Linked DNA regions of Homo sapiens: region 1 is linked to region 2. Evidence: chromatin loops called from intact Hi-C (ENCODE). Cell type or tissue: GM12878. All regions are shown on one strand. Links, peaks and the distances in the headings refer to the core of each region. The heading gives the core; the rest is flanking DNA.

Region 1 (2,938 bases), core at 197-2,696, 53 kb after region 2:
CCCATCACTTACTTATATTTCTATAGTTCTTGTCATTTTGCATACCAATTCGTAAGTTTTATTCATTCAGTAAATAATTTAACAAGTATTCACTAAGCTCCCATTATATACATTAGGGTACAATGGTAAGTATTTTCATGTTGTTGAGCATACATAAAACATCTCCTTGGTATTTGCCTTCTTTCTCATTCATTTAATCACTATCTGCCCACCAAAACCCAAAGCAATTTTTCTGAGCCACATCTCTGTATTTCAATTTGAATATAATTAATCTGAAACCACTATTCCCAAGCTAGAATGAATACAGCCATTATAATGGCAACTGGAAAACTCTGTAGCTGTGTTCAATTGAGAAATGAAAAACAATCATAAGTGAGCAGTTCAGGCATTGTTCATAATGTCTATAACTCATGCCTTATTTTACTATCATTGTTTCAGATTGTAAAAAATAGCCTTTTCCTTTCACTCTGAAATTATAAGATGAGAAATATAAACCAATGTTTTAATGCTATACCAGCTTTATAGTAACATAAACATGTTGATATTTTGAATTGATTCAAATACTTTTAGTCATCAAAGGGTATTTATTAGACATGTTCAACAGTTTATAGAGTTATTTGATATATTCTTTCAATATGTACAAACATAAAAGGAACACAAATGTAGAGATTTTCTTAAAAGAATTTAAAGCATAGTTCACACGTCACAAGGATCACATTACTCTCCCTTAACATTTTCAAAAGATATTTTTACCACTTTACAGATGGAAAAACTGAGATTCATTTTATGTTAAGTAATAAAATCCAGACTTCTCAGGCCCTGTCCAGCATACACTGGCTTCCAGCAAAGCAGCTCCTTGAATTTAAATTTTCAAAAGAGCTGTTTCCTATTCTAGGCTTACACGCATTTGATGTTGAACTTCAAAAAAGCAAAAAGCTCTTTGTGTATGAGTTTCGTTCTGGCAAACATATCAAGTGCATTTTGCCATAACATGGAATGAAATGAGAAAAATTGGAAAAGTTTATTAATTATCTACTTAATTGCAATGGTATGAAATAGAATAGGAGTCTCCTTATAATGCTGTAAAGTATGGTAACATATTTTCATAGGAGAATAATAAGCTAAAACTGCATAGAAATCAAATGAATTTCAATATGTTATTAGAAGAAATTAAAGTATGTCTACTTTATTGTAACAGTTCCCTAAATTTATCAAATGTTTATAATTTTGTACTGTATACTGATATTAAAAGATGATAAGGTTTCTAATATATACACATAATAAATCACCAGAAATTCTAACTTCTGGAAGCTATTGTATTAGCATTCAGCCCTAAACTTAAAAAAAAAAAAAAGAAAAGAAAAAAAAAGGTAACAACAGCCAAAATAAAAAACTCTGAGACTTAAGTCTGCTAATCTGAAACTAATCAGTGACTATTTCTGAAACTATCTATCTAAGAAGAGACTCAGAGACAATTGCTTTTTGGGATTAGTGATATAAGTACTAAAATTAAAGTAATATCTTTCACTTTTGAAATCCATGTGTCCCTTGGAAACCAGTGGTCCTGAAGCACCCTGACAATATTGGTGCTATACATGAAGGAATGATACCAACACTGAGCACCAAAAACAGAAATTTACATATTAGACAGATGATTCTCAACCAGGGAACGATTCTGCTCCCAGGAGACATTTGGCAATGCCTAGAGGCATTTCTGATTGTCACAGCTTGGGAGTGTACCTGACATCTAGTGGCTAGAGACCAGGGAGGTTGCTAAACATCTGCTGAGAACAGGAAAATCCCCTACAACAAAGAATTATCTGACCCAAAATGTCAATATTGTAGAAGTTGAGAAACTCTGAATTAAACTAGTATTAATAGTAATCACAACTTTTGAAAAGCATTGAAGTAAACCTATTAACATATGTCTTAGTTTGTATTGTACTGTTAGAATACCTGAGACTGGGTAATTTATCAAAAACAGAAATTTATTTCACACAACTCTAGAAGCTGGGGAGTCCAAGATCAAGGCATAAGCAGGTTTGGTGTCTTGTAAGGGGCCTGGTCTCTGCTTTCAAGAATGTGCTTTGAGCACTGCATCCTCCAGAGGGAAGGAATACTCTTGCTCACACCACAGAACCATGGAAGGGCAAAGAGAAGATGAGAGAGCAGGCAAGACAAGGCCACTTTTTGTAATGGCATCAATCCCGCCCATGAGGGTGGAGCCCCCATGGACTAATCACTTCTTAAAAGCCCCACTGTTGATACTTTCACAATGGCAACTAAATTTCAAACTGAATTTTGGAGGGGGCAAACATTCAAATGACAGCAACATGTAAATAAAGTTGTTTGTAGTAGGAGTGAATTTTTAAGATTTCTTTGTTGGTAATTGAAGTGTTATCATATATAGTACATAGATAAGGTATTTTGCAATCTTCCTTGACTGAAATCAAAGGAGCCTTTGAACAGGAACAATGAGATAGCTGATATGGTAGCTCTGTGTCCAAATTGTATCTCAAATTGTAATCACCACGTGTTGAGGGATGGACCTGGTAGGAGGTGATTGGATCATGGGGGTGTTTTCCCCCATGCTGTTCTCGTGATAGTGAGGGGGGTTCTCATGAGATCTGATGGTGTAAAAGTAGCAGTTTCCTCTGTGCTCTCTCTCTCTCCTGCTGCCTTGTGAAGAAGGTGCTTGCTTCCCCTTTGCCTTCTGTCAGGATTGTAAGGTTCCTGAAGCCTCCCAAGCCAGTGGAACTGTGAGGTAATTAAACCTCTTTCCCTTATAAATTACCCAGTCTCAGGTATTTCTTTATAGTACTGTGAAAACAGACTAATACAGAGAATTGGTACAAGGAGTGGGGAAATGCTATAATGATAACCTGAAAACGTGGCATCGACTTTAGAAATGGGTAACAGGTAGGGGCTGCAACAGTTT
Region 2 (2,938 bases), core at 174-2,673:
TGTTTGATGTACCAATTTTCAATTCCTTCAGATATATACCCAAAACTGAGATTGCTGGATCATACGGTAATTCTCTTTTTAGTATTTTGAGGAACCTCTCTACTATTTTCCAAAATGGCTATACTAATTATTTACATTCCCCTCAACAGTATACAAGGGCTCTCTTTTTCTCCACATCCTCACCAACACTTCTCATTTGTTTTTTTGACAATGGTCATTCTAACAGGTGTGACGTGATACCTTAATGTAGTTTAAACTTGCATTTACCTTATGATAAGAGGTGTTGAGGCCGGGTGCAATGGCTCACACCTGTAATCCCAGCACTTTGGGAGGCCAAGGCGGGCAGATCATGAAGTCAAGAGATCGTGACCATCCTGGCCAACATGGTGAAACCCTGTCTTTACTAAAAATACAAAAATTAGATGGGCATGGTGGCACATGCCTGTAGTCCCAGTTACTCAGGAGGCTGAGGCAGGAGAATCACTTGAACCCAGGAGGCAGAGGTTGCAGTGAGCTGAGATCACACTACTGCACTCCAGTCTGATGATAGAGTGAGACTCTGTAAAAAAAAAAAAAAAAAAAAAAAAAAAAAGGTGTGAATGTTGGCCATGTGTGTATCTTCTTTTGGTAAATGTTTGTTCAGATCCTTTACCCATTTTTAATTAGGTTTTTTTCTTTTCTTGCTATTGAATTGTTTAAATTGGAATGCCTTACATGTTATGGATCTTAACCTGTTACCAGATATATAGTTTGGAAATACTCTCTTCCAGTCCATGGATGAGAATATATATATATATATATATATACACACACACACATTATTATATATCTATATATCACTTATGTGTCTCTTCACTCTCATAATTGTTTTCTTTGCTCTGCAGAAACAACTTAGTTTAATGCCATCCCACTTGTCTATTTTTGTTTTTGTTGTTTTTGCTTTTGGGGTAATAGCCAAGAAGTCGTTGCTCAGACCAATGTTATGGAGATTTTTCTCTCTGTTTTCTTCTAAAAGTTCTAGTTTCAGGTCTTATATTTCAAGTCCTTTATCCATTTTGGGTTGATGTGAGTGTGTGGTATAAGATAAGGGTCCAATTTTATTCTTCTGCAAGTGGCTATCCAGTTTTCCCAACACCATTTGTTGAAGTAGTTGTCTTTCCCCCATTGTGTGTTCTTGGCACCTTTGTCAACAATCAGTTGACCATAAGTAGTTGGGTTTATTACTGGGCTTTCTTGTTTCTTTGGTTGATGTGTCTGTTTTAGGCCAGTACGATGCTGTTTTTGATTGCAATAGTTTTATGAAATCTTTTGAAATTAGGAAGTGTGATGTTTTAAAATGTATTTATGTATGTATGTATGAAGAGATTCAAAGCAGCATTATTTTAAAACTTTTAATAATAGCAAGCTAAATGTTCAAAAACGAGGAGCGGGAAAATGAATTATGACATGTATGATGGAAAATAATAATAACTGTATTTTAATTAAAAATCATGCTTATATTTAAGTATAAATTTTTCAGAACTCAGATAGAGAGTTAAATTCCAACTTACTAGAAGAGTAATCATGGAGAAATTAATTTTCCTAAGCTTAAATTTGTTCAACTATATAATTTGTATAATATTCCCTACCTGAACATTGTTGCTTTCAGGATAAATGAAATAATCCATACAATGACTTTAGCATAGTGCCTGATGTTTAGTAAATATTTAGTAGTAGTAGTAGACTCTATTCCTGTGCATGATCATACCGCTATACATAACAAGTTATGTTTTTTTCTTTAACTCTTAGTGCTGGAATTTTGACCATTTTCTATCATATTCATTATATCTTCTACATTTCTGAGATAAAAACGTGTTACTTATACTCTTTTTAATAATAGTAAGCTACTAAATGATTTTATTTTAAAAATATCTTTATCATTAAATTCCAAATGTATTTGTTTATTGAACTAAAAGCCCTCCAAAGTGCTAGAACTCTAATACCTACTAGTCACAGGGCATTGATGACAGCATTTAAAATTATTAAATGTTATAAAGCACGCATTTATTTAAACATAAACAACACACACACAGAGAATGATACAATGCTTTATAAAAGCGCTTTATTTAACTTTATTCTCATTCTAAATCTGAAGATAAACTCAGGTCCAAAATTTTAAGGTAAATAAGCATAAGTAACAATGAGTTAGTTTGAAAGATTAAGTCAATTATGTACTCTTATCTTTTATATTTCCTCTGAAGGAATTTGAGTGCTTGACAGTTAAATGATATAAAGTTCATTGATGAAAATTCCATTTAATAGTATACTTTTCATGTACATGGACTGGAATTCATAACATAAAATATTAAAATGTTTAATTGACTACTCATTTGGCTTTGAATGTTGCTTTTGATTTTTCATAACATAACATAATCATTAATAATATAATGATTATTATTTCTGTAACTTGATCAGTTACAAACTTTACCAGTTTTTTAATGAAAAATAATAAGAATCAAGTCATAACTCACATGCTAGGATGTGCTTTTAAGTAATAATGGGCAGTCATTGCCCAATGGTAGCATCAAGATATCTTAAGAAAGGTGTATAAAAAATTAAAATGTATTTCAAATATTTAAAGGAATTATTATAAGTGGGTATCTTTTATCAATAATCTTTCTTTTCCAGATAGTTTGAAAAGAAGAGAGAGTCTAATTTTCATTTGTGATTTCCTTTCATGACCAGTCATTACAAAACTTTAGTTTAGTTAAAAATTTCTCTTGATTTTTGTCTAGATTTTGCCTTTTTGAGAAAATTTTATTTTCAAGTTTTCTCCCTTTTTTTGTTTTGTTTTAAGCTGACAACATACGCCTCTTTACTGTTTTAAAAGACTCTAGGTATTGGTTCAAAAAAATACAACACAAGTTGTTCTTCACTTTTTATTTGTTTGTTTATTTAT

What was found. A loop is a pair of places that touch in the nucleus more often than their neighbours do. Peaks named below come from ENCODE experiments on the same cell type or tissue, not always from the same donor. Only the 100,000 strongest peaks of a DNase experiment are listed, where the experiment ranks them.
Region 1: a loop joins it to region 2, with 5 times the contacts of the local background. A loop is called at or near these places in 1 of 110 quality-filtered maps.

Annotation. Positions count from the first base shown.
Region 1 is chr1:198,797,786-198,800,723 of GRCh38, reverse strand. No RefSeq gene overlaps it. Among named protein-coding and RNA genes, the nearest start is that of MIR181B1, 60 kb to the left of the region's middle. In GM12878, for the core only: a CTCF peak has its summit at 1,753 (motif pointing left); a DNase peak (open chromatin) is centred at 1,653.
Region 2 is chr1:198,851,251-198,854,188 of GRCh38, reverse strand. The region is part of intron 2 of MIR181A1HG (MIR181A1 host gene); the gene reads left to right. Among named protein-coding and RNA genes, the nearest start is that of MIR181B1, 6.3 kb to the left of the region's middle. In GM12878, for the core only: no CTCF peak of the experiment used is centred there; no DNase peak of the experiment used is centred there.